2 separate regions of the Mus musculus genome follow, and region 1 is linked to region 2. The links are chromatin loops, found by intact Hi-C in ENCODE. Cell type or tissue: heart. All regions are shown on one strand. Each heading gives the region's core, and the rest is flanking DNA. Links, peaks and the distances in the headings are about the cores only. Region 1 holds the start of Itpka (inositol 1,4,5-trisphosphate 3-kinase A). Region 2 holds the start of Rtf1 (RTF1, Paf1/RNA polymerase II complex component).

Region 1 (15,147 bases), core at 2,942-10,941, 69 kb before region 2:
GAAGGTCCTAGGCTACTTTCAGTCTTTGGTCTTTGAAACCAGAGGCCATCCACCCACTGCAGGAGTCAGTTGGGAATCCTGGATTGTCCACTCCTCATAAGTATCTTTCCTCTGCTCATTCCAGGGCTACAAATGTTTTAGTAATAATAATGGTAATAAAAACAATAAACCCTTCTAATTCTTCAGTTCTCTGAGTGAATGTGGAAGAGAGAATTGGAAGTGAAGGGGAGGAGGCTGGAGTCACAGAAGCTGAATCTTTGAGTTTTATTAGGAAGGGTGTCCACTGTAGTGCAGGAGTTAGACCAGGAAGTCTATATACCTGTGAAGTACAATTATGGATCGGGACCCTCTGGAGAGGTGCAAAGCCACTTGAGAAGAGCTGGGCTGGGGGAGAAGCCCATTGTTTCTCCCCCTCCCTATAAATTAGTGTCATTCAGCTCTGGGAAACAGGCTTGTGTGGTAGGCAACTCCTGATGTACTACACCCCCTTAGTGGATGGCACCCGGTCCTGCAGGACCATGTGAACTGCCCGCCCAGCGGGGTTCCAGTCTCTTGCCGGCATGCATGGTGGGGATGCAGCCACAGGTGCACATCTGTCTGACCAGCCGGCCCACGTTGAGGGAAAAGGGCTCAGCCTCATCTCTCAGCCAGGCTGGCCAAGATGCCAATGAGATTGTCCAGCCCCAGCAAATAGCCGTCCTCACGGTTGCCCTCCTCCCAGGGCCTCCGATGATCCAGGATCTGGCCATCGGGGAGAGGCGTGGTCTTGCCAAAATCGATGAGCCACACACCAGCACGATGGCAATGGTCATGCACGAAGAGGAGTGAGCTGCCAATCACCTGCCGATCCCCACGGCAGTCAGGCCACCTGCTTTCCCCCAAAACACCCCCCTTTCCCATTCTGAGTCTCATAAAGCCCAAACTCACACCCTGAGCCCCCCCACCTCTTACTTACCTCGTGCCGTCTAAAGAAATCAGAGATCTCCAGGGTATCCCGGATCTGCTGTAGGCGGTTCAGATACCTCCTCTGGAAGAGTCAGAGTGGACAGATTAATTTCACACCAAGGGCGGCGTTACTGACTCTTAGAAGCACCATGCATTTATTTCAACTTGCCTAGCAAACACTGTAGTGGGGAAGTCACTCACATAGGGGGTAGGAAGTGGCTCACGAAGGAGAGAAAGAAAAACAATTACAGTACCACAAGGGAAGTGCTACCACTGGGGGTAGCACAGGCGAGGAGGACATAGGCAAGAGGCGCCCTTGTAAACAAGGTGCCCAGACCCCAGGGCTTGGGAACCTCCTCTCACCAGCACTTCTGCATCTCCTTGCATGAACTCCTCAAAGACACGGGTCACTTGCTCTCGGCTTCGTGTAGTTTTGAAATCAGTACTGCAAGATCCATCGGCTTTCTGAAGGAGGTGGGCAAGGACTGTCAGAGCCCAGGACCCATCTGGGGGGAGAGAGGATCGTGCAAAGGGCAGTGGTACCTCCCCGGGGCCTTAACCTCTGGGGATCAAGAGATGGCTACCGGAGGGTGTCTTTTGGTGATGGTTGAGGCAGGAGGTCAGGAGCACTGAAGGTGGGATAGAAGAAAGGCCATGCAAAGTGAGGGGAGCCTGACCCACCTTGATGCCCTCAATGCGAAAGCCGAGTGTAGTGCTGGAGCTGATGCCTTCGCGCCATTGCATGTAGCGTGGTTTGGTGACGGCGCGCTGCGCATGCTCCTCCTCAGTAGGTGCCTCAGGGTCCACTGCCAGCATCTTCTTATACATGTCCTTCCGCAGCTTGGGTCGTTCTCGGGCTTTGGTCAGCTCCTCTTCCAGGTAAGTTCTGTGAAGTGCAAGTAGGGGCCAGGGCATGTGAGCTTTTATCCCAGTCCTTGGTTCCGGACTGATTCTGCCTGACAAAGAGAGGGGACACAAACCTGACACCCATCTTGCAGTCAAGCACACAAGGCCCATCGAAGCCATCGAGCAGGTCCTGTAACTGCAAGTAGCTTTCACCATCCCGCTCGACTATGCCATGGAAGGCCGGCACACACCCACGCAGCACGTCAGCCATCAGCCGCACCAGGCAGTAGTGTTCAGGCTCCGAGCTGCGTTTCAGGATCAGGCCACTGGTGCCGGCAGCTTTGAAACTCCCTGCACAAGGGCACCAGTTAGAACTGCCCACGCCTTCCTGTGGCAGCAACCTCACCCACCTGCAATGATGCTCACCTGTGTGCCCTGCTAACTGCACCCAGGAGTAGCGCTTTCTGAAAGGACTCATGACAGGCAGATTGACCATGGTACGGATCTTCTGCCAGTGGCTTTTCTGAAAGCAACAGGTCCAGGTCTGCAAGTCAGGTCTCAGTAATGTCCCTCTAGAGCAGGATTTCAGCTTGGTTTCATCCCACTAGAAGCAGTTAAGGTCTTTCATCCAAGCAGTTGCTACCCACTCACTCAGTGGCCTACCCAAAGAAAATGTATTGCAAGCCAGTGTTGCAGGTGCTGAGACAGGCGGAGAAAAGGTCGTTCTAGCTACTCAAACAGGCTGAAAGGATCCAGAGATTTAGCACCAGGAGGCTCAGGGTTAAATCTAGCTCTACCATTAAGTGGGCTCTGGCAAGGGTTTTGAACTCAGTGACTATCAAAAATTACTTGATGCTGATTATGAGATCTATCACGGGGACATCTTGAGTAAGCCAGGGAAGGAACTAAAAATCTGCAGATCTGTGAAATGGGGAAACAATTACACTTTCAGCACTATTGTTTTTTGTTGTTGTTGTTTTTTGGGGTTTTTTTTTGTTTTTGTTTTTTTTTTTTTGTTTTTTTGTTTTTTTTTGTTTTTGAGACAGGGTTTCTCTGTATATCCCTGGCTGTCCTAGAACTCACTTTGTAGACCAGGCTGGCTTCGAACTCAGAAATCCGCCTGCCTCTGCCTCCTGAGTGCTGGGATTAAAGGTGCCACCACACCAGCAATTTTTTTTTTTTAGCACTATTGTAATGAATGAATTGAATTTGAATCTCCCCATCCAACTCCTGGAGAGAACTGGGCCAAACATACTCACTTGGGATCTGGTTCTCTCCCTTAGCAGGGCACAACAACAACAATCAAGTCTTCAGACCAGAGAGGGGAGGCCAGTCTGCCAGGGCTTGTAAAAAGAATGGCCTGAGGCTCCCTGGGATCCTCTAGCTGCTTGGATCTCACACACTAGACAACAAAGCCAAAAGCCCAAGGCATCCTTGGCTGCGATCTGGATCAAGAACCCTATGGTCTGATGAGGAAATATAACGTAGAAGGCCTATGGTCTTAGAGGAAACTGCAGGTAAGTGGGGGTCTTTGGGGTGTCATCTCTTGCCTCATTGCCATTACTCTGCCTTCCACTCAATCCTGGCATTTCCACCTTCTACCCCAAACTCAGCAGCCCTGTGTTTGCTTTGACATTCGGGGGCTGGCTCATGTATATATCTTGTTTGCAGCCTTGTCCCATTGATGCTTGTCTTCCTAGAACCCAGGAACTAGCCTCCTCACCAAAGGGAAGAAATGAGGTCACTTAAGTAGCAGAATTCAATTGAGCGGAAAGCCTTGCCTATGGAAGAGGTGGAGTTGATGACAAGGCACTGGGTAGGGAGTGAGCGGTTGCTTTAAGTCCTGGCTTCCTTTACCTCCTAGCTCAGTGATCCAAGCAAGTACCATTTCCTCAGGGAGGCGTAGCAGCTGCCCTAGCACGAGGCGCCCCACTGGCTACTGCCTTCTGCATCCCTTCTCATCTTCCCACGGTCATCATTGCTCTCACTTTCCCAACATGGCACACTAGGGCGTGATCACATGTCCAATCCCCAGGGATCTGGGGGTGTAGCCAGAAGCAGCCCACTAGAAACATGACATCTTTCAAAACTCCTTTTATAAATCTTTAAATACATACAAGGTTTGCATTTTGCTGCATAATAAATCCAGGCTTTATTATAAAACTCCCTTCCTTCCAAATCCTCAAGTAAAATTCCAGGGAGGTGATGTATGTAGCATGTGTGTTTAGCAGGAGCATCCTAGACCTCTTCTCTCACTTGAGATTCCTGATGATCTCGATGCCCACACACAGCATGACTATGATCAAGGCTTGCAGAAGCTAGCATCCTCATGCCCTGTTTCTAGACTCCCACTTATGCTCTTGATCAGCCCAACCTCCTCACCGTGATCCAATCATCTAGCAGTTTTTATATTTTGGTCCTAGGGGTCAAATGGGATACCACATGACAGCTTTCACAAGGTGGAACATTTATAGCTAGAGGGTATTATGAAGGTTTTAATCTCTGAGGTGGGCTTAGGGGCCTTCTCTTATTTCCTTTAATGGTGAAAGGCTTGAGTGGTTTGAAAAGCCTAACAAAATTTTGAGGGAGGGTGGGGCAAGAATGAACTTAACCAGGGTACATTTAGTTCTGCAGTCATCCCAGCGGGAGGACCAGCTTGGGCTGTGTAAGGAAACTTCACCACCATTCCTTTGGGGGTTTTGTAATTTCTTTCTAAGATAGAGTTGTGTGTGTGTGTGTGTGTGTGTGTGTGTGTGTGTGCGCGCGCCTGGCTGTCCTGGAATTAAATCTGTAGACCAGGCTGCCCTTGAACTCAGAGATTCAGAGATCTACTAGCCTCTGCCTCCCGAGTGCTGGGATTAAAGGCTTATGCTACCACACCAAGCTGGGGTTTTGTGATTTCAGTGAAAGGACTGAAGGCTCAACTGAGGCCTCACAGGAGCCGATTCATTGGACTTGGTAGCACATGGCTGTGTCCTAGCTACGTGGGAGGCTGAAAAAGGAAGATTATGTGAACCCAGAAATTTGAGGCCAGGCTGTGAAACATTGAGATAGGTCTTTAAATATATGATGGTTTGACCAGTTAATATATGATAACAGTATCAACTTGTCCCTGAGCTGACATGAAATAGAGCCATTCCGCACTCTCCTTGGTTTTGTGAGTCTTTTTTTTTTTTTTCCCTGAGGCAGGGTTTCTTTGTATAGCCCTGACTGTCCTGTAGACCAGGTTGGCCTGGAACTCAGAAATTTGCCTGCCTCTGCCTCTCAAGTGCTGGAATTAAAGGCATGCACCACCACTGCCCGGCTTGGTTTTGTGAGTCGCTTTCCTGCCCACTATCTCAGCAGAGCATTCCTGACAGCTCCTGAAATTTCTTATAACAACGTGTAGCGTTCCTTGCCAATAACAGATATGGCCAAACATGGATCCAGTTGATGTAAGCCCCATGGAAGCCAACTCACTGCCAGCTTCGCTCCGAAGAGTGGCTCTTTCTGCAAGGAACAAAACATACTCACAACCAAATAAATCCCAAAAGACTGCTAGATAGTCACTTTGGATTGGTGGGGGGGTGGGTGAAGATTTTGGCTCATAAACAACATCAGGGAAGATATGATCCACCCCTGCCTCAAGGAGAGACTGCTTCCACCAACCACAGGCTGCCTTGACAGTTGGTGCAAAGGTCAAGAAACCAGTGTCCACGATGCTCTGATGACAAACGAGGCCCCTCTGATAATTTCTTTTCCTTCCAGATGAGTGTCTCCATAAGTAGGGACTTGCTGTGTCCTAGCCTTAGACCTCTTCCTTGTCTAAGCTCTGTTCGGAAGCCTTGTGAACATCTGCTCCTTACATCAGCCCGGACAGCCCATTCCCTACCAGACTACATCCTTTGCTGTCTTTAGTTTCCATCGTGTTCTCGGCCTCTATAACAGAGGTTCTCAATCTGTGGGTCGCGACCCCATGTGAGGGACAAACAGTTCTTTCACAGGGGTCATCTGACCATCAGAAAACACTGATATTTACATTATGATTCATAATAGTAGCAAACTTACAGTTATGAAGTAGCAATAAAAATATTATGGTTGGTGGCCACCACACATGAGGAACTTCATTAAAGGGCTGCAGCATTAGGAAGGTTGAGAATCACTGCTCTATAGAGTCACCAATCCTGGTTGACATTTCTGCCAGCCCAACACCCTCCCCATGTTCCAATTGTCCTGTCAAACTAGCACTCCCTGTGGTGATGGTGGGGAGAGCAACCAATTTAAATTTACTAAATGATTTGCACTAAGGTATAAGTGACCCACGACTTCACCTTCCCATGGGCATTTGCTTTTTAAAAAGGAAGTCTGTTAACCTAAATTCTGCTCTATAATTAGTGAAAAATGATGTGTGGGGGTTCTGAGTCCAGGAGGGGACAGCATCCAGGTCTCCTTACCTAGCCTGAGTTATTGAGAGAATAAAACCAGATGAATAAGCATCAAAACACCCTCTCTTCTGCTAGGGTCACTCCCACAAATGTCTGAGGAGACAGCCAAGGCCTTAGAGTCACACCACTTGCCCCTGGAGTAGGCCTCCTGCTTCTCCCTTGGTTGCTCAGTTTTTCTTGTTCTTGAATTTTCCTTCTATCAGAGAAAAGGCCGCTGGAGGGAGCCCAGCCAGCTCTTCATGTCCTGCTCTGAGCAGGCTGTACAAGCGCCTAGGAAGTAAAGGAAAGGTCGTGGAGCCTGGCTAAGACAGGCAGAGCCTTCTAGGGCCTCGAGTCGGGTGTGAGATGCTGGCTGGCTAGGCGGCAGCCCTACAATGCAGGAACCGTCTTTCCCCAGGTGCATCCTTACGGTCAGTGGGACCCGCTCTGCTTCCTGACCGGGGAAGCCCTCAAAGGCCGGCTGAGCGTGTGTGCTGTGGGGCCTGCTGTGAGGCAAAGTCCGCTCCCGGCCCTTCCACGCAGACGCAGGCAGCCTCTGTCAACAGCTCCAGGCTTATCTGCAGCTCCGGAGCTGTTTGCCTTCGGGGAGGCCCCGGCGGGCGGGGGGGTTGGGAAGCCTGGGAGACAACCTGGGAGTTTGAAAGGTCCCTGAGAGGCCATCTGGACCGCTCCTGCAGCCTCCCGGAGGAGACCCAGGGTGGGAAAGGAAGATGATTTGCAGGGAACAGCTAGCTTGGGCTTCTCTTGGATGTCCTGACCCCTGCCGGAGCTACCTACACTGGACCCAGATTTAGACTGCAAGTCCTCCTCCACACAGCCTCTCCCTGAGCAATTAGGGGGTCCTGGCGGGCGGAACAGGGAAGCGGGTGTGCCTGCGCCCTAGCCCGGGTCCTCCCAGCTCTCACCGGTCGCGCCCTTCACAGGGGCCCGCCTCTCCGTGTCAGAGATTAGAGCAGGGGAGTGGCAGATCTACGGTACAGGTTCTTCAGAGGTCCTCCCACTGCTCACAAGTCACAGTATTGGGGAAGCCTCGGCCTCGGCGACATTCGCCTCAGTACCTAGTCTAGAGTCGCCCCAAGAACGACCACCGTACCGGATCGTACGGTGTCAGGACGAAAGGCACAGAGGACTCGTGACTGAGCCCCCGCACCTACACCTGATGACGGGAAGTGGGGGGACGACATCCTTGCTGTGAGTCCCCCACCCTCTTTTCTCTTTTGTATTGCAAGTCTCTGAGTCACAGTGCCACTTCGAGTCGTTACACTGCCTCCCTCGGTCCAATCCTAGTGTGCAGGGATGCCAGGTTCCAGAAGGCCCAGGCCACACCTCGGCGCTCTTCTCAAGGTGTCTAGGCAACCTGGGCGCGCGTCTTACTCTCGAAGTCGCCAGGACGCGGCCTTCAGGGCAGAGCGGGGCGTTCCCGGTTTTTTTCTCTCTCTCTTTCCACTCGAGGAACGCTTGCGTAAAATGCATCTAGAGCAACGCTGCACAGTCCACAGGCAGTTAGTTTAGTTATCTGGCCATGGTTAAAACAAGGGAGATTACTGACACAAGAGGATCGCAGGTTCAAGGCCCGAATAGGCTATAGACTGTGTTTCACTGTAACTTGGCAATTTAGTGTCAAGAAAAGAGGGCTAGGATGTAGCTCAGTGGTGGTTGTGCTTGCCTACTGTGTTTGAGGCCCTGAGTTCAACCTCCAGTCAAGGAGGGCCATACCACGAATAATGACTTCACCTCACACTGGCTGGTGATAGCTGCCGGTTAAATTGGCCCGGGAACATTCACATTGCCATACAGAGACTAGCAAGCTCTTGTCAGCCTCAGTTTACCTTTCCCAGGACACTTAGGAGCAGTAGGCCAGGGCGAGGAGGGGGGACGCAGCAGGTGGATCTTGGTTCCGCTCGGTTCTAGCCCTGCGCCCCTCCCTTCCCGCATCCACGCCTCGTGCGCGCGCGGGGAGCAGACGGCAGCGGCTCCGGAGCAGAGCCAGGAGCTCCGCTCCACTCCCACTCAAGAGAGGGAAACCGTGGCAACGGCGGGGGTGGGGCCGCGGCACCGAGAGGGGGAGGAGAGGGAAAAGCTCACGCGCCCCTTTTTCTCTCAGGGCTCCCGGGGCAAGGCTACCCCGCTCTGATCTCTCCAGCCCTACCTGACAGTTACCCAGGTACGCCAGCCGACCCGCCGGCTCCCGCTCCGTGGGTCGCGTACTCCTCAACCTCCTTTAGACGCCCAGGCACTCAGTTACCATCGCCTGCCTAGCCCCCGAAAAAGAACCAAGGCGAGAGGTCGTCCTGGGCTCCCTCTCCGCCCCCATGCCCCCTGTCCCCCGCTTGGGCTCTCGGCGGGGAACGCAAGCCGGTCAGAGCAGAGCAGAGAGCGGAGTCCCCGGCGCGCAGCCCCCGCTGGCCCCGCCCCCGCGGCCCGTACCTGCCCCACGTCCTCGCTGGTTTCCAGCTGCACGTTGCCGCGGCTCCTGCTCTCACTGTCGCTCAGCAGATCGTCCTCCGAGTCCTCGAGCAGCGACGAGGAGCCGGTGGAGGAGAGGGACGAGGTGGAGAGGCGGCGTGGCTGCTGCAGGTGCGACCCCGCAGCTGGGAGCCAGTTCCCCTCCTGGTCTGGCGGCCCTGGGCTGGCCGGGGTCACATCCTCCTCGCTTGTCACAGTGAGCTGAGGGATCACCGGGGCAGGGGCAGCACGCGGGAGCCCGTTGGGCACTTGTCCCCCACGCCGCTTGGCCCCGCGGGCCCGGGGCTCCCCTGCGGCTGCTGCAGCGGCGACTGCGGCGCAGCGCGCTTCGAAGAGCAGGCGCAGCTCCCCGACGCTCCGGCGCGGAGCCCTCTCCAGCCCGGGGCTGCAGGGCCCCGCGCCCCGTGGCCGCGCCATGCCCGTCGGGCGCCCGGGCAGGGTCATCTCCCGGCACCGGAGCCGCAGCCGAGCCCACCAGCCCGCGGCGCGGCGGGGACTGTAGACGCTCAGCGCCCCGGGCTTGGGACTGCCCCGGGGCGGAGCCTCGGCAACGCCCGCCCGGCCGCGCCCCGCCCCGGCCGCGCCCCCCGCCCACTCCTTTCACTTTCTGAGAAAGCGCGGGCCTCCGGGGGCCCTCGCTGCTGCAGGAGGCTTGCAGTGTCCCGAGTGTAACGTGGAAGTCCCAGGTCCGGCCCCCGCCTTATCTCTAGACCTGCCCTCAAGGTGGCAGAAGGGACCTGCCCCGCACCTGAGCCCAGTGCCCTCCCGCGGCTTTTGAGGGATTCCTTCAATGGGAACCAGAGGTCTTAATCTGCACAGGAAGAAGCTGTGCCCATTCTTTCACTCGCTTCCTCGGGCTCCTTTCCGTGTTCCAACCTTCCTGGTCAAAGTCTTTTGAGTCTCTGGGGCTTTTCTCTGGCCTGGGCCCCTTAATTCGGAGTTCAAGGCCGTCAGCCACCCAAGGAAGCCACACCTCAAGGAGTGTGCCCAACTAGAGTCTGTGGCCAGGGTCGAGCTGAGACTGCTCCCCACCCCCACCCCTCGAAGCTCTCCACTTCCCAGCGGGCAGAGAACAAGGTCAAGAGGCGGAGTCTGACTCTCTCCAAGTATCACAGCCGGTGGTGGCCTGCATTTCCACCGCCCCTCTCCAGCCCCCCACTAGCTGTTTCTTCTCCTCCTCCCCCTCCTGCCCCTTTGGAGCTTTGTGGTTTCAAAAGGAGTCCTTTCGCCTCTCTGAACTGCTGAATCTCCTTCGTCGCGGAGCTGCAGGGTTGCTCTGAGAGTAAAATTTTAGAGATGGGTGTTGAGTGCGTAGCTCAGCGGTAGAGCACTTGCGTAGTACGCGACTAGAACTGGATTCCATGCCCAGCATGAAAGGAACGAAAAAGTCTTGGTGCTCCAAAAATGCGAGTGTTTTTTAGTGTTGTAATAGACAGCCAGTGTCTCGGGCCACCCTATCTTGGCTCACTCCTTCTATCCATCTCCCTATCTGTAAACAGAAGAAAAACTTCACACGGCCTAGAGTTATGGCTGCATACTGAAAAGAGAACACCGATGTAGAAGTTCAGACACTGGAAATCCTTCTTGTCATCTCTGAATGGGTCTCTGGCCTCTGCTTGCAGGTGCTCAGCTGAACTTCAAGGCTACTGTGAGCAGAAGCCAGACTTGTCTGCCTTCCCCTAAAAGAATTGAGGGTCCTGTCATGGAACACCTAGAACAACAACCCTGGGATTGCTGGGGCAAGCCCAGGGTTAAGTATGAGACTTGCCTTTTCTCTCTTCAGCCAGAAGTTAAGAGGGAGGAGGAGAACCTTTCGCAAAGAGAGAAGATCTCTAGATGACTGACTGATAAAGGGAGAAGTTGGGGGGGGGTGTTTCCAGGGGCGGTGGCTGCTTGTAGCCATGGGATCTCCAACTGCATGCCAGAGTAATGGGGAGGCTTTGACAGCCCAGGTCATCACAGTGCCTGCAGCTGCCACTCAGCTTCTGTATAGATTTTGGAATTAAAAAAAAAAAAAAAAAAGGAGGAGGAGGAGGAGGTGTGTGGGAGGAATGAAAGCAAAAGAGAAAGGAAACCACAGTCTGAACACTTGCTTCCTCCTTGGAGAAGTGAAGAAACAGCATGGACTCCTGGAAACGTTTTCTGGGGCAGAGGTGTGCATGTCTGAGTGTTTGAGCCCAGAGCTATGCCAGCTTGTAGCAGGGAATCTCAGAGGGTAGACTGGGACCTGACAGAGGAAAATAGGAAGAGGGAGGAGGGAGCATGTTACTGGGTACCTGTGTGCCAGGCAGTGTGTGGACAATGCTGGACTAGTAGGCTGAAGGTCTAGCCTAGCAGCTGAGAGAAATCCCAGAACAATTATTTTTCTTGTATCACGTCCTCACCCAAGTTTAGCAGGAACCAAAGAATGTTGCTGTGGGCCACAGAGAATGTCTATGCTACCTTCTATTAGGCAGAAGGAGAAGGATCAGGGATTCAAGCCATCCATCCATAGTTATAAGCTGGCCAGCCTGGGCTACATGAAACCGTTTCTCAACAATAACAACAGTATGTGCTGTCTAGGTGGATTTTGTTAGATGAATAAGGACAGGCAGAAAACAGAGGGAACTTCCATACTGAGGCAAGGCCTGGATAGGTCATAATAAACTAATAAATAGTAAGCCTCCAAGTCTAGTAATCCTCCTGCCTCAGCCTCCCAATACCAGGGCCTCAGATGTAAGCTAACATACCCAGCTTCCTCCACTTCTTGTTGCTTGAGTAGAAGGGATGTGAAGGAAATCAGTTTATGGAGTGTGTGGGGTGGTGGCCTCCTGTGTGCTGAGAAACAAAAGGTCTGGAAGGGAACAAGGGGCATAGAGCTGGGGCATAGAGGACTATGTCAAGGTTTTGGGGGGTCCTTGAGGGATTGTTCTGAGCTAGGCCACCGAGTCATTCTGCTTTGGCCACAGACCAGCTAACTGTCATAGGAAACAAAGTATCTGGTTTTTGAGACAGAGTCCAGATATGTGGCCTAGGCTGACTTTCTTTTTTCTTTTAAAGATTTATTTATTTATTTATTTTATGTAAGTACAAAGTAGCTGTTTTCAGACACACCAGGAGAGGCCATCTGATCTCATTTTAGATGGTTGTGAGCCACCATGTGGTTGCTGGGGATTGAACTCAGGACCTCTGGAAGAGCAGTCTTAACCATTCTTAACCACTGAGCCATCTTGACAGCCCTGGCTGACTTTCAACCTCCTGAGCGCTGGGCTCACAATCATGTGCCACCACAACCAGCTTTCAACCTGTTTTCTTGAGGCATCTCATGGGTTAGTCCTCCTATACCTTCAAATACTAAGGTGCCTGAGTCCTTTCCCTGTTGCTTAGCCACCTGGACTCAGTATGTGTGAGGGTTATGTCTCTCCTGGAGGTCAACAGCCATGGGACAAAAATATAGGGAAGGAGAGGCCTGGAAATAGAAAGAGCAAAGTAAGGGGTGCATGCGTGTGTGTGTGTGTGTGTGTGTGTGTGTGTGTGTGTGTGTGTGTGTGTGTGTGTGTGCACCTGCTTGTGTGTTTGTGCATGTGAATGTGTGTCTGTGTCTGTGTGTATGCATTAGTGCATGTGTGCACATGCATGTGTGCATGTGAGTGTGTGTGCTTGTACATTTGTGTTCGTGTGTGCATGTGTGTGCACGTGTGTGTGCATGTGTGCGTGTCCGTGTCCCCCCCCCCCCCGCCGCCCCCATGTGCTCAATTTATCTCTATCCTCTGCCTCCACTCCAGGTGCTGAAGCAAAATTACTGCTCACTACCCCCACGTCTATCTGGTCCTGTGCAGTTTCTAAAAGCTTCTTTAAATTAAAAAACAAAACAAAACAAAACAAAACCCTTTATTTTGTGTGTATTGGTCTTTAGCTTGCTTGCCTATCTGTGTACCACATGGGAATCCCCAGTGTTCACAGAGGTCAGAAGAGGGTGTCGGCTCCCCTGGGGTTGGAGTTCCAGACAGTTGTGAGCTGCCTTGTGGGTGCTGATGATCAAACCTATGTCCTCCTTAGAGGACTCTCACTGCTGAGCCATCTCTCCAGCTCCTCTGAAGTTCTGCAAGACAGACAGAGGGAGAGAGAGGGCAGGACAGCATGCACTCTTGAATGAGGGACTCATTACTCTGAGACTCCAGGTCCTCCTCAGTGGAACTAGTTCAGTGTTACAGGGGAGGGATTAGGATATCATTTTCCTCTGGTGGGACTAGTACAAAATTTCATTCTAGTAACACATGCCCGAGGGAGCTTGGTCCTTCTAAGCGATGTGCTGAAAGTAAGACTCCAGTGTTTTGTGGGAATATCTTGATTCACTCACTGAGCAAATATCTATTGAGTAGTTGCAATGAACAAGAGAACCAGCCATTGTGCTAGTTGCAAAGGAAATAAGAACAAATGGCTCTGTTCCTGAGGTGACTATTATCTCACATTTTAATGGAAGAAAACCGAACAGGAGCTGTCAGAAAATTGACTATAGGATGCTACAGGACTTCCTTCACTGTTGGCAATGGGTCCTCAGGGGAGCGCTGCGAACCTTGGTCTCTTGGTTTCTTTACCTATTTCGAACATTCTCAAGTGGTCACTCTGATGTTTGGCTCTGCCCAGGACATTCTAAAAAGAGGGCTGGTGGGAACCTGGACCCATCTTCAATTGTAGGGTGGTGAAGGGCAGTCCTTCTGGAAGGGGAAACACACAGGGTGTGTTCCTTGACAGTTCCAACCTCTGACACTTCTCAGCTCTGGGTTTCTTCTCTAGCAATTTGCCCTATACCAATTTGCCCCATAGTCTTTGTGACAATGTTCTGAAATAGCCATGATAGCAGAGCTGAGAATACCACCTCCCATATTCTGTCATACTTGTCTAAAACAAATTGTGTCACCATCCCTGTGTATGTGCTGTTACAGCAGTCTTCTCCTGACATACTTCAGAGCCAAGGGTTGCTGTTTCTCAAGGAGTCTGTGTTCCTCTGAGTCTCTTGAGGACAGGGGACTGTAGGGCCAGTGATTTGGAGGTGATGACCTCCCAGAGGGCCTTTGGTCAGGGACTCAGTGTGAAACCAGGGCTGCTCAAGCCCCACCCATGTATGCTATGTTGAGTCTGCTTAAAGTAAGTGCTCACTAGGAAAGTCCGTGCATCTCCCAGTGAAAGAGTAGGAGATGCAGTTCTGGCAGATATGACCCACTCAGGGGGCCCGAGTACACAGAACATCCGAAGCAGGAACCTTGGAAAGCAGCCATTGGCCCAGGGTCCCAGAGGCTAGGGTCCACTGCAGGTGAGTTTAGGCCACACTGGCTCAGTGTCAAGACCTCGGCTCCCTTAAGATAAGGGGTGCCTCCAGCTTGGGGGAGGGAGGGACACTTCTCACGCGTGCAAGCGCTCACAGGTGCTCCTCACCACAGCCGATCCATCCCAGTTGTTGCTCACCCTCCAGTCATGCTTCCACTTGGGCTGCCAAGGCACAGGGCCCATCAGATCCCTTAGGACACACCTGCGCTTAGTGCCAACCCGCCAGCTCCACCCTTCCCAGCCGCGCTTCTAGAACCCAACAGAAAGCCTGGGCTTTTGATGCTGCAGGCGCCCTTGGCAAAGCATCCCCCAGTTCCTCCCGCTGTGCATGCGAAGCATTTGGAATCAGAAAGTCTGGGCCTGTCTGCTTGATCCTTTCCCCTCCTTTCATCAGCGGTCAGGTAAGCAGTTGCGGTCCCAACTCCAGTTTAATAAGTGCTGCGCTAGGGGAAACTGAAAGGGCACCCACAGTAGAGGCTGGTCCTATGAGGATTCAGCTAGGTGGTGAAGGGTATAAGGGTAAAGGGGGAAGTTGATGGTGAGAAACTCGCACTTTTGGATGGGGCTTCGATGTAGTTATGGGAAGAACCGGAAGTTTGCTGAGATTCTATTTTTCTGGCTTGAGTTCCAAATACTCTGGTAATTTATGGATGGTGGTATATATTGGAAGACCAGAGGTAATGACAAGGAAGGGGAGTGAGGCCTCCGGAAGATTCCCCAAACCAGACTGACTATGTAGCTGAAGACAACGACCTTGCTTTTTTTTTTTTTTTTTTTTTTAAGATTTATTTTATGTGAGTACACTGTAGCTGTCTTCAAACACACCAGAAGAGGGTATGGATCCCATTGCAGATGGTTGTGAGCCACCATGTGGTTGCTGGGAATTGAACTCAGGACCTCTGGAGTACTCTCTAGTCCCAACGACCTTGAATTTTTATCTGTCCAGCCTCCACCTCCTTAAAGCTTGTTGGGATTGCATCTATAGCCCTGTGAATGCCAGACACACTGCCTTTTTAGCTACAGCTGTGGTTGTGTTGGGATTAAAGACATGGGCTACCATGTCTAGCTCACTATTAAGAGATGGGGTACTGTGTCACAGAGACATGGGCATTGGGATTAAGTGGTAGTGCTAGGGGATGAGTAACAGTGCTGCCCCTGG
Region 2 (15,147 bases), core at 2,814-10,813:
TTGGTAACAGAACCTTTACCTGAGCCATCTCAGGGGCTCCCCCTTAGTCTTTGAAGACAAAACCTCACATGATTGAAACTGGCCTCCCCTTGTGCCTAGAGTAATGGGACTTTAAATATGAACCACTACATGTGGCTAAGGATTTTTTTTAATCTCAGACTACAGTAAAAAAGCTACATATCCATTATATAGTTAAATGAAATACAAGTTTATTGAAACAATACTTATCCAATAAATGTTAAGTTTTCTATTCAAGTTCATTTTACTCTTAATGTCACCTATAATCCATTAACCTTGTGTGGTGCTTTGAATATGCTTGGCCCATGGGAAGTGGCACTATTAGGAGGTGTGACCTTGTTGGAGGAAATGCATCACTGTGTGGGTGGGCTTTGAAGCTCCGCCCAATGCAGAAGATAGTAGTCTTCTCTGGTTTGCCTTTGGACCAAGATGCAGAACTCTCAGCTCCTCCAGCCTCAAGCCTGCCTGGAGGCTGACATGCTTCCGGCCATGATGATAATGGAGCCAGTTGGCCAGCCTCAATTAAATGTTGTCATTTATGAGTTGCCTTGGTTATGGTGTCTCTTCACAGCAATTAAACCCAGACTAAGACAACTTGACTTCTGAATCCTCAGAGTTAAAACATTTTCTGTTTCTACAGTTAGGTAAGGTGGTTCTCATCTTTAATGGCAGCACTTAGGAGACTAAGGGAAAAGGACTATTCTGAATTTAAAGCCAGCCTGCATTATACAATAAGATCCTATACCAAAAAAACCTTGAGTTTCACATGTACAGACCTCCTCACTTACTCTGGATTTCTTTCACTTTTCCCACCTAGCTTCTTGTGTACACGCTGGTTCCTCAAAAGCGAACACACAGTATCTTCCCCTTTATTCCTCATTCTCCTAATCTTTTCTTTTTTTCTTTTTTTTTTTAAGAATTATTTATTTATTTTATGTATAAACTGCTGCTGTCTTCAGACACAGAAGTGGGCATCAGATCCTATTACAGATGGTTGGGAGCCATCATGTGGTCGCTGGGAACTGAACTCAGGACTCCTGGAAGAGGATTTTAGTGCTCTTAACCACTGAGCCATCTCCGCAGCCATAATCTCCTTTTCCTTAACATCTGTTCCAGGTCTCAGCTTAAATGTCATCCTTATCAGGGCAGTAATAAGCCTGACATATACCAGCCCTTCCTTCATAACCTGCGATCCAAATCCTGCCTTTTCTTTGCCACCTATCTCTAAGGTCCTTGAAGGCAGCAGACACTTCTACTCCATTCATCTAACCTAAGCCATTCATTGAAAAACAACAATCTCTACTCTTCAATGAGCAATAAATATACTGAAGGACCAAGTCTAAAACAAGTTTTGAGTTAGTAAGATGGCTCAGCAGAAAAGGGTGCACGCTGCCTTCAAGCCTGATAGGCTGCGTTCAGGTCCCAGAACCTTAAAACCTGAACCATGAAAGAAGAGAACCACTTATATACTCTGGCTACCACACTTGTGCTCCCTACCCAAATGAAGAAAATACAGAAAAGGATTTTTAAATGGGTTTTGTATTTTTCTAAAAAGTTTTGGTATAGGGGTTGGAGATAGAGATCAGTGCTAGAGTGTTTTCGTGTGCTCTCAGGAATGAACACACAGCTACACAGACAGACAGACTACACACACACACACACACACAAACAGAATTAATCAAAGCTGCTAAAGACTTCACTCTTCTCTAACCATTTGCAAATAAAAGCCAACTGAAAATAATTTAGTAAATAAGCTGAATCAAGCTACATATAACATTATTATACAAACTTAAAACTTCACAAGTTAACACTGCCACTCACAAATTCATTACAGCCTTCAAAATCTGCCCGACTAACATAAAACAAAATTAAGAAAAAGTGTAATTTTAAACTTCCAAGTTTTATAAGAAACATTTATAGGATACTGTATATCAATGGTTTATACAATATGCTAAACAGAGGCCACTAGAAAATATCTAGTGGGCCTATTCAAAATAAAAACTATTTTTTTTTTTTAGTATGGGGGTTGAAACTTAAAGCCTCCTGCATGCTAGGTGAGCACCCTAACGTTAAATCTTATCTCTAGCTCTCTTCTTGCCTTTTGAAATGGTTTCACCAGGTTGCGCAGTCACTCTAGCCTTCAGCTTACAAGCAAGCCCTAACCTTGTGATTCTCCCGCTTTGGCCTGAGTAGAGTGGCTGGGATTACAGGCTGTGCCACCAGGTCATCTTCAAAGGCAAATTTCATTGCTGTCACTTCAAGTTGATGAGAAACAAACAAAGAACAACAAAGTTTCTATGAAACAAGAATAGTGGCTCACATGTACCCCTGAGACTTGCAAGACCGAGGGAGACACACTGTCATAAGTTTCAGGCAAGCTTGGCTACAAGTGAGACACTTTCAACAGAAAGAACAAGGAATGAAAAGAAAGGAAGAAAACTATAAAACATTTTAGTTATATATACACTTAAACAAGTATGGAAAAGGCAAAGCAGGAAGCTGGGTGGGGGGGCCTTGGTATGTAGTCCTGTCTGGCCTTCCTGAGGGCTAGGATTACAGCTGTGAACTTTCCTGGCAGGTTAGGGCTGAGTAAGACACCAACGACAAGTATCCTGCAATTAAAAATGGGAAAACAATAATGTGGCCAATTTTTTTTAAAAGAGTCACTATCAGTTTACATGCAAAAGGAAAATCTTCCGAGGCTCAGAAGTATAGCTTAGTGGCAGAGCATGTTCCCAGTGTGTGTAATGCCTTGGGTCTGATTCCCAGCGGTTTACACATACACACACAAACACACACACGCGCACACACACACCTCCAAATTTTCAAATTGAGATCAGAGTTTTGGAACTGGCAATATAGGCTCAGTTGGTACAATGCTTGCTAACCTCTCTAATTTCATCTCCAGCACCACATAATATGTGGTGCATGATGCATGCACTCAGGATGCATGATGACCTAGGTTCAATGCCAGCAGCAACAACAAAAACCATCCCACCAGTAAATCTGTATTATAGATTTAAGTGAACTACCAGCTTTGGTATTTTAAATAGCTGTCAAGTTCTTTGGGTTGCAGGTATGCCCTTACCTTGGATATAATACAGGAAACACAAGCAGCTATTTCTCTCCCCAACTAGTTATAATGTCTTACTAAGAAAGATGAACTTACATACAAACAGTGGTCTCAATGATGAGCATGAATCATAATTGCCTGGCCTGTACCTGTTACAAATATAGAATCCAGGACTTTAGTCTCTGGGGTCTGGTTTAGTAGAGGTAGGAACTATGCCCCATACCCCCACCCAACCTATTTTATTTTACTTGATCATGTGTGCCTTTCTAAAACTGGTACATATACATCATACATAGTGTTGGGTTTTTACAGTCAATCTACATTCTAAATAAGCACCCAAGGTGGCTTCTTACCCTGCTTATCCACCTGTCCTTCAATACTAAGTTGGAGGTGTTATAGTAATTCTGACAGAATGGCTTAGATTCCTAACTAGAAAACTTAGGGACAGGTCCTCCTTACTAACTGTGCACCACTCTTCTATTGTTAAGCCACTTGCAGATCTGTCATAGTTTGCTCTTTCTTCAAGGATCATGAACTGGTGAGATGTCTCAGCAGGTAAGAGCACTGACTGCTCTTCCAAAGGTCCTGAGTTCAAATCCCAGCAACCACATGGTGGCTCACAACCATCCATAATGAGATCTGTGCCCTCTTCTGGAGCATCTGAAGACAGCTACAGTGTACTTATGTATAATAATAAGTAAATCTTTGGGCCTGAGCAAGCAGAGTTGACTGAAGCTAGCAGAGGTCCTAAACTTCAATTTCCAACAACCACATGAAGGCTCACAACCATCTGTACAGCTACATTGTATTTACATATACAAAATATATAAATCTTTAAATCTTCAACAAAAAAAAAATCACGAACTAAACCAGTGTCAAACCTCCAATGAAAATTCAGCAGTAAATGGCACAGACCAAAGCCATCTTGGTCAGGAAAGATCCAGGATGGAATGGTTATGTTTTGTGGCTTCCTAAAATCCTAAGTCAGGTTGACTAAATTTCTTCTAAAAGACTCTGGTAAAGTCACCTGAGACAGAGAGCCAAGCACAGCGCAAAACAGACAAAAACAAAACAAAAAAACCCAAAATCCCAGAAGGCACTAGTGTCCCTGTTAGGATGTACAAGGAAAGGAACTTTTGATCCAGTTCTGATGCCCTCTTCTGGTGTGTCTGAAGACAGCTACAGGGTGCTCATATAAATAAAAATAAATAAAATCTTTAAAGATTTATTTATTTTAATAACCTTTAAAGATTTATTTATTTATTTTATGCATATGAGTACACTGTAGCTGTCTTCAGACAGCACCAGAAGAGGGCGTCAAATCTCATTATGGATAGTTGTGAGCCACCATGTGGCTGGGACTTGAACTCAGGACCTTTGGAAGAGCAGTCAGTGCTCTTAACCGCTGAGTCATCTCTCCACCCCAGCCCACCCCAAACACTTTCTAACTGATTTGATAACTTATTTAGTGTACCTTAAAAACCCGAGTTTTAGTAACATGGAAATTAGCTGTGAAACATTATTCTCTAGCTGGGCACGAAGCTGGATGTAGTGATGCTTCAAGTCTGCAATCACAGCATTCTGGACGCTGGGGCAGGAGAATTTTTAAGTTCAAACCCAGCATGGACTTCACAGCAAGATCCTTCCTCATAAACAAACCAAGGTTCTGGAGAGATGGTTTGGCTGTTACAAGAACTTGCTGTTTGCAGAAGACCTGGGTTCCCAGTACCCACATGACAGCTCATAACTGTAAGGCCAGTTCCAGGGAGTCTAATACCCTCTTCTGGCTTCTGTGGGCAGTGGGCAACAGGCACACACATGGTCCAGATATACACATGAAGGAAAGACATTCATACACATCAAAAAAAAGAAATCTTTTTAAAAAAGAAACAAATCAAAATGATAATTTTTTAAAAGCGCACTTTTTTTCATTTTGCATTGTGTAAAACTAAAAGACTATACTAACCTGATGTGGTAGAAACATTATGGATGTAAATGGGTTAAATTCCAATTTTACTACTTACTAGTGAATTGCTTTAACTTCTTTAATCTTGTTTTCTTGTAAATGTAAAGTGGAAAAAATAAGGTCAACTGACCATGACTTGAAAATGTGACAATGTAAATTGAGCACTTCACATCTACACTCCACAGACCAGCAAACAGAGGGGAGGGGGTACGATAGAGACTCTAATGTTTCTACCAGTCTAAAAACTTATCAACAAAACTTTTATAGATAGCAAGACATATTTTAGTAGATTTTTAGGAGTCTTTCAATGAACATGCCTTCAATTTATTCACTTAATTCCTATCCCTATACAGGGGTCCCTGTCCTTAGTCCTTCTACTAGCCCCATTACTTTCCTACTTCCCTGCCACCTTTTTAAAGGTATCCATTACTTTCTCTCTTTCTTTCTCTCTCTTTTTTATTCCTTTCTTAAGGCAGGTGTGGTGACCCATGTCTGTAACCCCCTGTACTTAAGAGGACAAGGTAGGAGAACTGGTTTAATTCAATGATAGACCAGGCTATAGTTTGAGATCCTGTGTCAAAAGGTAATGTGTGTGTGCGCATCTTGTTCTTTAAACCTTACAAGTTCTTCCCTCATAAGAGCCCTCCCTTTTCTTTCTTTTGTTTTTGAGGTGTTTGTTTGAGACAGGGTTTCTCTGTCCTGGACTCATTTTGTAGACCAGGCAAGCCCTCCCTTTTCAAGTCCTAATTAAACCTGAGACCTCTAGTCTATTACTAAGGACTCCCAAGAAGCCTTTTATACAAATACTTTGTAGTTTATACCAACATTTTTTATTATAAACATTTGTTTTATGCAACTGTCCAATTCAATACATGAGGCTGATATTATATGTCCATTTTACAGTGGAAACCAAAGGTAAATGGCTAGAAAGAAATTAGGAATCAGAATTACAGATTCTGAGTTTAGTACTCAATCTACTCCATTTATAAAGCTTCCTACCCTTCCTTTATGTCATTTACTCATGAAACATGGAGGAAATCATCTCCTGATACCATCAGAGTACTACTACACAAACAGCTTCCTCCCTGCAGTGTTTTTTTAAAGTACAGAAGCAATGCCGGGTACTCCAAGACGCTAAAGCCACAAGTTACTTTCAGTACTTCTCAGATCTTCAAGTGAAAAAGAATTCTATGCTGCTGCATAAAAGAGGCTGAGCGCTTGGAACACAGTCTCTCTCTGCTGCCCTACAATTCAAACTTCCAGTTATCTGCCCTCTCTCCTCCTCCAAAGAGTTTTTTGTCAGACATCCCAACGAGAACCCATTTCGACCGTAAATGATCATAGTCTCCCCCCCACCCCAAGCACCACGAAAGCTCTTCGGGACATGTATGGGTGTCTCTCCTATGTCCACATGCCTGGTCTGAAAAACTTCACCTTCCAGAGTCCACACCTTCTAGACAAATTTTCCCTCCCACCGCCCCATGCTCACCCTTGCACCTCCTCCAAAATCTCTCAGCCATTGGGGTTGGCGGGCGATACTTCCTATCTCGCCCAGCCCGAATCTCCCTGCCTGCAGTCATGACGTCCCGATCCGGCCCAAGCAGACAGCGGCCCCCTTCAGTACCCCAAACCCCGAGGCCCATCAGCCCAATTCCCTGCCCCGCCTCCCGGCCCAAGGCGCCAAGTCCTCGGGGCTCTGTCTCCAGGCCTGGCCCGGGCTCCAAGGGCCTAAGATTCAGCGGGGAGACAGGAAGGGACTACAGTAGCGGGACGGACACCAGGCTGGCCGGGCGCTCGGGCCGGGCGACTCCCAGCTCCCGTGGCCAGGACTGAGCCCTCCCGCTCTGCCGGCCCGCGCCTCCGCGGCCTGCCCTCACCTGATCCAGGTTCTCGTCACTGCCGCTGTCTTCCGTATCCGAGTCGATCACGACACGGCCTTTCCGCTTCTTTACCATGGTGGTCCCCCGGCTTCCACGCCGGACGCCGCCCTGACTCCCCTCTTGCCCGCCTGCCAGTGGGACCGCCACTGCCGCCGCCGCCACCGCCGCCGCCACCGCCGCCGCTCGACCCACACAAAGGCGACCGCGCATGCGCGCTCCGCTCCGCCCCTAGCCCCGCCCCCCGCCTGGCGCACGCCGTTCGCCGGCGCCTGGCGCCCCGCCCCGCCCCACCTCCGACGCAGCGCGAGGGGCGGAGCCACGCGCCCGAGGGTTCCGGACCAACGCTCCCTGATCTAGCTGTCCGGAAGCTTCTGCAGTGTTGGAGTTGTAGGCTGCCCAGGAGTTCCCTACTTGAAGCGAATTTGAGCCTCCGGACCAGGGTCCACTCTGAGGAAACTCATCCATCTCCAGCCCTGGAATGCGGCCTCAGGGACCACCCGCATAGTCGACAGCCCCTGGAAATTGCTGAGAGCTTGGGTGGAGGAGCCAGAGTCCGCCTGCCTGGGCTGTTATTAGTGACAGCCTAAATGCGACCCAAAAACTAGGGAAGACTATTCCAGCGATAATCGGAGAACTCAGATTCATTGTAGGGAAGGACCAGGTGTCGGGGTGTGGGATGAGCAGAGAGGTGGCCCGGGAAGAAAGCAGTAATTTAATGAGCTATGCTAAGTAGTTTCAAACTCGCTTGAGTGTCCTGGGTCTTTGGTAAGGAACGACAGTGACTTCAACACTGGAAGAGAATGAGAATAGAGAAATAGATGGGTTCTGAATTATTTGCTAGTTGGGGCGCAGAGGAGGCAGAGGTTTCAGATTCTGATTTAGGAAGATGAGTGTGAGCTTTGTCAAGAAAATATGACAGAGGTTTGGAAGGGAAGAGGGCTGTATAGGAAATGTTTTATGTCGTTGAATTTGAAGTCATCTGACAAAAAGGTCAACGCTGGGAATGCATTTTTATATATTATTTATGTGCAGCAGGGTTTATATTAGGGAGTATTAACAGTTACAATTTGAAGTTGTTCTCAAGTCTTAGAACGCACTGGTTCACTCATTCTGATAGACAACTTTAGAATTCAAATCTTTCTCGACTAAGTTGATGAGGTCTTGCTTTCTTACTATCCCACTTTGACTCTCTAAGTTATTTTTCTCAGCTCAACTACAGTACACATCACATCCCTTGCCAGGTGTGGTAATTATAAACCCATATTTTTAGATACTTGGAAGGTTAAGACAGGAAGAACATAAGGAACACAAGTTCAAGGCCTGCCTAAGTCTGCATAATGAGTCCAAGGCTAAGACCCTGTCTTAGTCGATCAATCAATATATAAATAAATACCAGGCAATGGTGGCCCATGCCTTTAATCTCAGGACTTGAAAGGCAGAGGTGGGCAGATCTCTGCATTCCAGGCCAGCCTGTCTACAAATCAAGTTTCAGAACAGCAAGAGCTGTTGTACGTAGAAATCCTGTCTTGAAATGCAAGAGGAGGAAGAAGAAGGTGAAGGAGGAGGAGGAATAAGAAGAAATAAAGTATTGGATATAGCTCAGTAGTAGTGCTTACAAGCATATGTAAGGCTCTAGGTTTAATATTCATCATTAAAAGCAACAATAGCCGGGTAGTGGTGGCACATGCCTGTAATCCCAGCACTTGGGAGGCAAAGCCAGCTGGTCTACAGAGTGAGTTCCAAGACAGCCAGGGCTACACAGAGAAACCTTGTCTCAGAAAACCAAAGGAAAAAAAAAAAGCAATAACAAATGTTCATGCCTCAAAATAGTAACAGCCCCAGAAGAACTCATCAGTCTGAGGCAGAAGAATAACATATTAACAGTCGCTTAGACTACATAGCAAAACCCAGTCATTTGTGTGTAATGTGTGTATATATAATATATATGTATACCTAATATAATACCATCCATAGAGAGAAAACACTCTCTGCTATTAGCTACTTGAAGAGATGTTTAGAATTACATTGATGGAAACAAACTAAATAAGACCCAGGTACCATTTTACTCCAGAAGAGTTTTACCTAACAGAAAATACTAGACATCTGCTCCCCAGCAAATTCTCACATGAAGTCCATGGCCAAGATTATCTAAAAGGACCACAGAAACTCCTGAGTTTCTAGGCACCCTTAAGTCTGATGCCTCTGGTAAGGACCTTTTAAATGTATCATCTACCACAGGATTGTTGAAAAGAAAGCTATAATATATTCAATGAACTTTAAAGATTACCTTTGCGTAAAATCTGTTGATTATTAAACCATCTCCAGAGGATCCTCAAAGAATTCATGGACAAGTTACTCCTTATAAAAAACAACCAATGTCTACATTGGTGAAATAACTGTTCTCTCTCAATCCCTTCTTGAATGCTTTCCAAAATGCTTGTTGAAAGTTTCCAATCAGCAAAATGAGGATAATTGAGTGTGCTCCTCTGCCTCTCAGTCTTTGAGTTCTTAGAAATTTTAAATGAGTCACTACATAAAAGGGTATCCAGAGTACTTTCTGAAAAAGCCAACACTGTGTACATGTCACTTATAATTGTTGCACTTTGGGGATAGCCAGGCAAAGTGATGCAGACTGATAATCCTAGCACTTAGGAAGTGGAGGCAGAAAGATCAGGAGTTCCAGGTCAGCCTCAGCTATATAGTAACTTCAAGACCATCCTTGGCTAGATGAAACCCTATCTCAAAGAACAAACAACCTACTGGAAACCAAATAAGGACCAGCAGGATGACTCCTTGAGTAAAGGTGTTTGCCATGAAAACCTGATATGAATTTGATCCCTAGATCCCATCCAAAGTGGAAGAAGAGAATTGATTCCCAAAGTTGTTTTCTTAACTCCAAATAGGAGCTCTGGCACACATGTATACACACACACACACACACACACACACACACACACACACAATTTTAAATGAACACTTCAGGCATGGTGGCTTAGGGAGCAGGTAGACAATGAGTTTAAGGTAGCCTGATCTTCATACTGAGTACCAGAAACAAAGTGAAAAACTGTTTTTATTTAAGACTATTCCAGAGGTCAAAAGGAGTATGTGTGTGTGTGTGTGTGTGTGTGTGTGTGTGTCTGCTCGATGTAGCCAACTTCAGACGCACCAGTAGAGGGTGTCAGATCTCATTACAGGTGGTTGTGAGCCACCATGTGATTGCTGGGATTTGAACTCAGGACATTTCAGAAGAGCAGTCTTACTTGCTGAGCCATCTTGCCAGCCCCAACATTTAACTTCTTGTTCTCCTGCCTCTTCTACTTGAGCTTAGATTATAGGCTTGTCACCACTCCTGGTGAGGGCTTTGCTAGGAAAAGTACTGTATGACTGAGCTATATCCCAGCCCTGTTTTTACCATTGCATTTTTTTAATTGAAAATAAACAAGATGGTCATTTTTGTTTTGTTAAAAGGGTTTGGCATGGAAAACTCCACAACAATTACAATTTTTAAGGCCAGAGATAAAACAGATGAGATAAGGATTACAAGCTCAGAGAAATGTGTGTGGGAAGTTGATATTAATAGGCAACATAAAGAAGAAAACCCACCCAATGATTACACTCGAGAGTACCTAAAAGAAATACTAGAGTGCTATAGCTCATTCCAACACATTTCCTTATAGCTTGGGTAAGAATACAACTTTCAGGAATGAGTTCTCTCTTTCTACCATCAGAGGTCACAGGAATTAGGCTTGGGAACAGTTGCCTGTACTCACTGAGCCATTCTGCTGTCCTTTCCATGCTTAAAAAACCAGTGTAGTAGCAAATCTGCAAACAGCAGTATCCCCGGGAGGTTGATAAGTCTTATATTTCAGTAGAATATTCCCTAACAGCAGTCAGGAAGAAAGATGGGCTCAGGCTAATGTCTAACTCCAGTGTTAGACATTAGCAAAAACAGGTAAATCCAAGGGGTTCTTTGGCAAGTCAATTTTACCAAAATTACTGTGATAAGGTGGAGTGTGATACAAGACTCCTGACCTTGATCTCCAGAACCTGCACACTCCTGTGTGTATGCACACACTGCAAAGTAACTAGATACAATGTGTAAAATGGACTGAGTATATAGTTCAGTGCTAGTGTTCTTGCCTATCACGTACAAAAACAAACAAATGAAACAAAAAACATTCCTGATTTAAAGTTAGCAAAGTTGTGGCACAAACTGGGATATGCTATTTAGGATTAGCATTATTTTGCAGATGACAATCCCAGTGTAGTTGAGTCGTGAGTTGTAGAAAAGGGTTTTCATGAGAAAGTCCAGACCTGTACAATATAGGGCAACTGAGATTCTCTTTTCTCATCTCCTATGTGAGGCAGGATCTCATTGTGTAGCCCAAGTTGGCCTGAAATTCATGCTTTTATTCCTCCTCCAATCTCCTCAGTGATAGGATTACAAATATGGCTGCCATACAGGGATCTCAGACTGGTGCACCTGCTCTGATCCAACAAGTTCTTAAATCCCCAAACTCCTTTCACTTCTCACTGATTTGTTAGTGTTTGTTTTCATCCTTGTGGTCTAAGATGGAAATTTATCATTCATAAGTTATGGACAATAACATGAGACCAAAGAGAAGGGCAGAGAAGCCAGCCTCCTGCCCCCTGCTCTGGGGCTGGGGATTCAACCTGGAGAGGAAACTGTCTTTTAAGAAAAGCACTTGGGAGGCAGAGGCAGGCAGATTTCTGAGTTCTACAGCAGCCTGGTCTATATAGTAAGTTTCAAGATTCACTATAGAGGGCTATATAGAGAGACTCTGTCTCAATTTAAACAAACAAATTAAAATTTAAAAAAGCACAAAAATACAGAGAGAAGGAGACACTGAGAGACAGAAAGAAAATGTCTGTGTCCTGATATTGGTTTTTTTTGTGTGTGTGTGTGGTACTGGAATGTGAAACTAGGATCTCGTGCAAGTTAGGTAAGAACTGTACCACTAAGCTGTCTTCTGATTTTTCAGTGTGAAGACTGGGTGTAGTGATACATCACTGTAATCCTAGAGTGGGAAGATCACTGTGAGTTCAAGACCAGGCTGATTTATTTACCTAACAAGTTGTATGACAACTAGAGCCAGTGAGGCATTGTGATAGACCACAAAACAAAAACATCTCTGGGACAGGGTCTGTCTTAGTTAAGGTTTCATTGCTGTGAAGGGATACCATGAACAAAGCAACTTTTTTTTTTAGTTTAATGTATTTTAATAGGAAACTTACAGGAACAGCACACAAGACTGACAACATTAAAACATGTACTTGTATGTAGGACAATTCAGTTAGAAAAGTATAGTGAACAGATGGAATCTACTGTGTGATAAAAATGCTACAAACACCATTTAGTTGCTGTCAATAAGAAATTTACTTATTTTTTAAAAATCCAAATACTGGCATGTCCAGAAAATTTTAACAGGTTTATTTATAATTGTTATAATGTTGAACTGTTGAAATGTGTTCACTGAAACATTTTGCTTCCATTAATGCTTTACATCTTGCATTTATATTAAAAATTCACACACAAATGAACGTGGAGAAACTGCCAATACCTGATTCTGTCCCCTATGTTTCTACTTGCAAGCATATACTTTGATATCTTTGACCCCATGGAAAAAATATCTAACATTCAGAACTACTGATAACCGGAAAAGAGGGAAAAAATTTTTTTGAGAATGAAATGTTTCCCCTCATAGTGGACTCTTAAGCACGTTCTCCGCGTATGCGGCGTGCTAGCTGGATATCTTTTGGCATAATTGTTACACATTTGGCATGGATAGCACACAGATTGGTATCTTCAAAAAGGCCAACCACTTGCCTCCTGCAAAGCACCAATAGCTGCACTCTGGAAGCGCAGATCTGTTTTGAAGTCCTGAGCAATTTCTCACACCAGACGCTGAAAGGGAATCTTGCAAATCAGAAGTTCAGTGGACTTTGATAGCAAGTGCCAAGGTATCAGGCCTGTAACGATGAGGTTTCTTCACTCCTCCAGTAGAGGGCGCATTCTTCTGAGAGGCTTTTGTAGCCAGTTGTTTCCTGGGTGCGTTACCACCAGTGGATTTGCAAGCAGTCTGCTTTGTAAGAGCCATGGTATGGACACCTCCTTACTTACCCCCAACCCCCTTCTCCTTTGGCTGGAGCACAGCAAGCCAGAGGCGGCTCTGGTGTTAGAGAGCAGTGGCGGCATGGTGAAGGCTGCAAACACAAAACAACTCTTATAAATCAAAACTTTTAGGGCGGGCAGTGGTGGCACATGCCTTTAATCCCAGCACTTGGGAGGCAGAGGCAGGAGATTTCTGAATTCAAGGCCAGTCTCAGAGTGAGTTCCAGGACAGTCAGGGCTATACAGAAAAACCCTGCCTTGAAAAACCAAAACAAGGGGCTGGAGAGATGGCTCAGCAATAAAGAGCACTGACTGCTCTTCCGAAGATCGTGAGTTCAAATCCCAGCAACCACATGGTGGCTCACAACCACCTGTAATGAGATCTGACGCCCTCTTCTTGTGTGTCTGAAGACAGCTACAGTGTACCTAGATATAATAATAAATAAAACTTAAAAAAAAAAAACAACTAAAAAATGGCTCTGATTCCACAATCAGGCAGAGTTTGAGACTGGGAGGCCTCAAAGCCCTCCAACACAGTGACACACTCCCTTTAAGGCCATACCTCCTAATAGTGCCAATTCATATGTCCAAGCATTGAAACATATAAATGTATGGGGCCAAATGTATTCAAACCACCACAGAGTCCTTCTAGAGACAGAGTCTCTAAGGTGGACTGAAGCTTTCTCTTTAGTCCACTGTCTTAGTTAGGGTCTTACTGCTGTGAACAGACACCATGAACAAGGCAACTCTTATAGAACAACATTTAATTGGGGCTGGTTTACAGGTTCAGAGGTGCAGTCCATTATCATCAAGGTGGGAACATGGCAGCATTTAGGTATGGTGCAGGTGGAGCTGAGAGTTCTACATCTTCATCTGAAGGGTGCTAGCAGAATACTGGCTTCCAGGCAACTAGGATAAGGGTCTTAAAACCCACACCCACAGTGACACAGCTACTCCAACAAGGCCACACCTACTCCAACAGGGCCACACCTTCTAATAGTGCCACTCTCTGGACTGAGCATATACAAACCATCACATTATACTCACTGGCCCACATAGGCTTGTTTAAACATATGAGTCTTTGAGGACCATACCTAAATATAGTATAATGCAAAATACATTTAGTTCAACTTCAAAAGTCTCCATAATCTATAGCAATCTCAACAATGTTAAAAGTCCAAAGTCGCCAGGCATGGTGGCACATGCCTTTAATCCCAGCACTCGGGAGGCAGAAGCAGGTGGATTTCTGAGTTCAAGACCAGCCTGGTCTACAAAGTGAGTTCCAGGACAGCCAGAGCTATACAGAGAAACCCTGTCTCGAAAAACCATTTTAAAAGGTCCAAAGTCTCTTCTGAGATTCATACAATCACTCATCTGTAATCTCCAAAGCAAGACAGGAAGTCTTCAGCTTGGCAAAGTCCAAATTCTGCATCGTCTTCAGGTCTCCAACTCCTTTTCTTTTCTTTTTTCTTTCTTTTATATTTATTTATTTCATGTATATGAGTACACTGTTGCTGTCTTCGGACACACCAGGAGAGGGCATCCAATTCCCATTACAATGGTTATGAGCCACCATGTGGTTGCTGGAAATTGAACTCAGGACCTCTGAAAGAGCAATCAGTGCTCTTAACCACTGAGCCATCTCTCCACCCCCAACTCCTTTTTCATCTTTGGTAATTGCAACAAACTTCTTTCAGCTGGGTTGGTTCCACTCCCTGTCATCAACTTTCCTCAACAGGAAGTCCATGACTCTGGCATCTCAAATATCTTTGAGTCTCCAAAGCACCTTCAATGTTATAGCTTCTTTTTCAATGTCTGGGATCCACACATGATCTTCTGGGTTCCTTCAAAGGGCATCACTTCTCCAGCTCTGCCTCTGTAGCACTCTAAGCTCAGGTTGATTCACTCCACTGCCACTGCAGTTCTTGGTGATCACGGTACTGGAATCTCTAATACACTGGATCTTCTGCTGAAGATAGGCTTCACCAATAGCCTCTCATAGACTCTCTTCATGTTGCCAAGCCTCAAATCCTTTGCATGAACCCTTCAGTTCAGAACTGCAACTGAGGCTGCACCT

Evidence for each region. Hi-C counts contacts between places; a loop is a spot of excess contacts. Peaks named below come from ENCODE experiments on the same cell type or tissue, not always from the same donor. Only the 100,000 strongest peaks of a DNase experiment are listed, where the experiment ranks them.
Region 1: a loop joins it to region 2, with 2.1 times the contacts of the local background. A loop is called at or near these places in 5 of 42 quality-filtered maps.

The regions. Positions count from the first base shown.
Region 1 is chr2:119,736,357-119,751,503 of GRCm38, reverse strand. It overlaps Itpka (inositol 1,4,5-trisphosphate 3-kinase A), which reads right to left and starts at 9,167. Exons shown (of 7, transcript NM_146125.2): 1 at 8,643-9,167; 2 at 2,218-2,314; 3 at 1,926-2,142; 4 at 1,627-1,831; 5 at 1,309-1,410; 6 at 956-1,027; 7 at 251-840. The coding sequence starts at 9,125. The coding sequence ends at 637. Gm25857 (a small nucleolar RNA gene) reads left to right here and starts at 10,548; the gene lies at 10,548-10,676. It overlaps Ltk (leukocyte tyrosine kinase), which reads left to right. Exons shown (of 20, transcript NM_203345.2): 20 at 1-178. In heart, for the core only: a CTCF peak has its summit at 6,037; DNase peaks (open chromatin) are centred at 6,903, 8,443, 8,613, 9,293 and 2 weaker places; H3K4me3 peaks cover 4,193 bases; H3K27ac peaks cover 3,684 bases; H3K27me3 peaks cover 1,908 bases.
Region 2 is chr2:119,667,068-119,682,214 of GRCm38, reverse strand. Rtf1 (RTF1, Paf1/RNA polymerase II complex component) reads right to left here and starts at 7,147. Exons shown (of 18, transcript NM_030112.2): 1 at 6,935-7,147. The coding sequence starts at 7,147. In heart, for the core only: no CTCF peak of the experiment used is centred there; a DNase peak (open chromatin) is centred at 7,294; H3K4me3 peaks cover 2,498 bases; H3K27ac peaks cover 1,782 bases.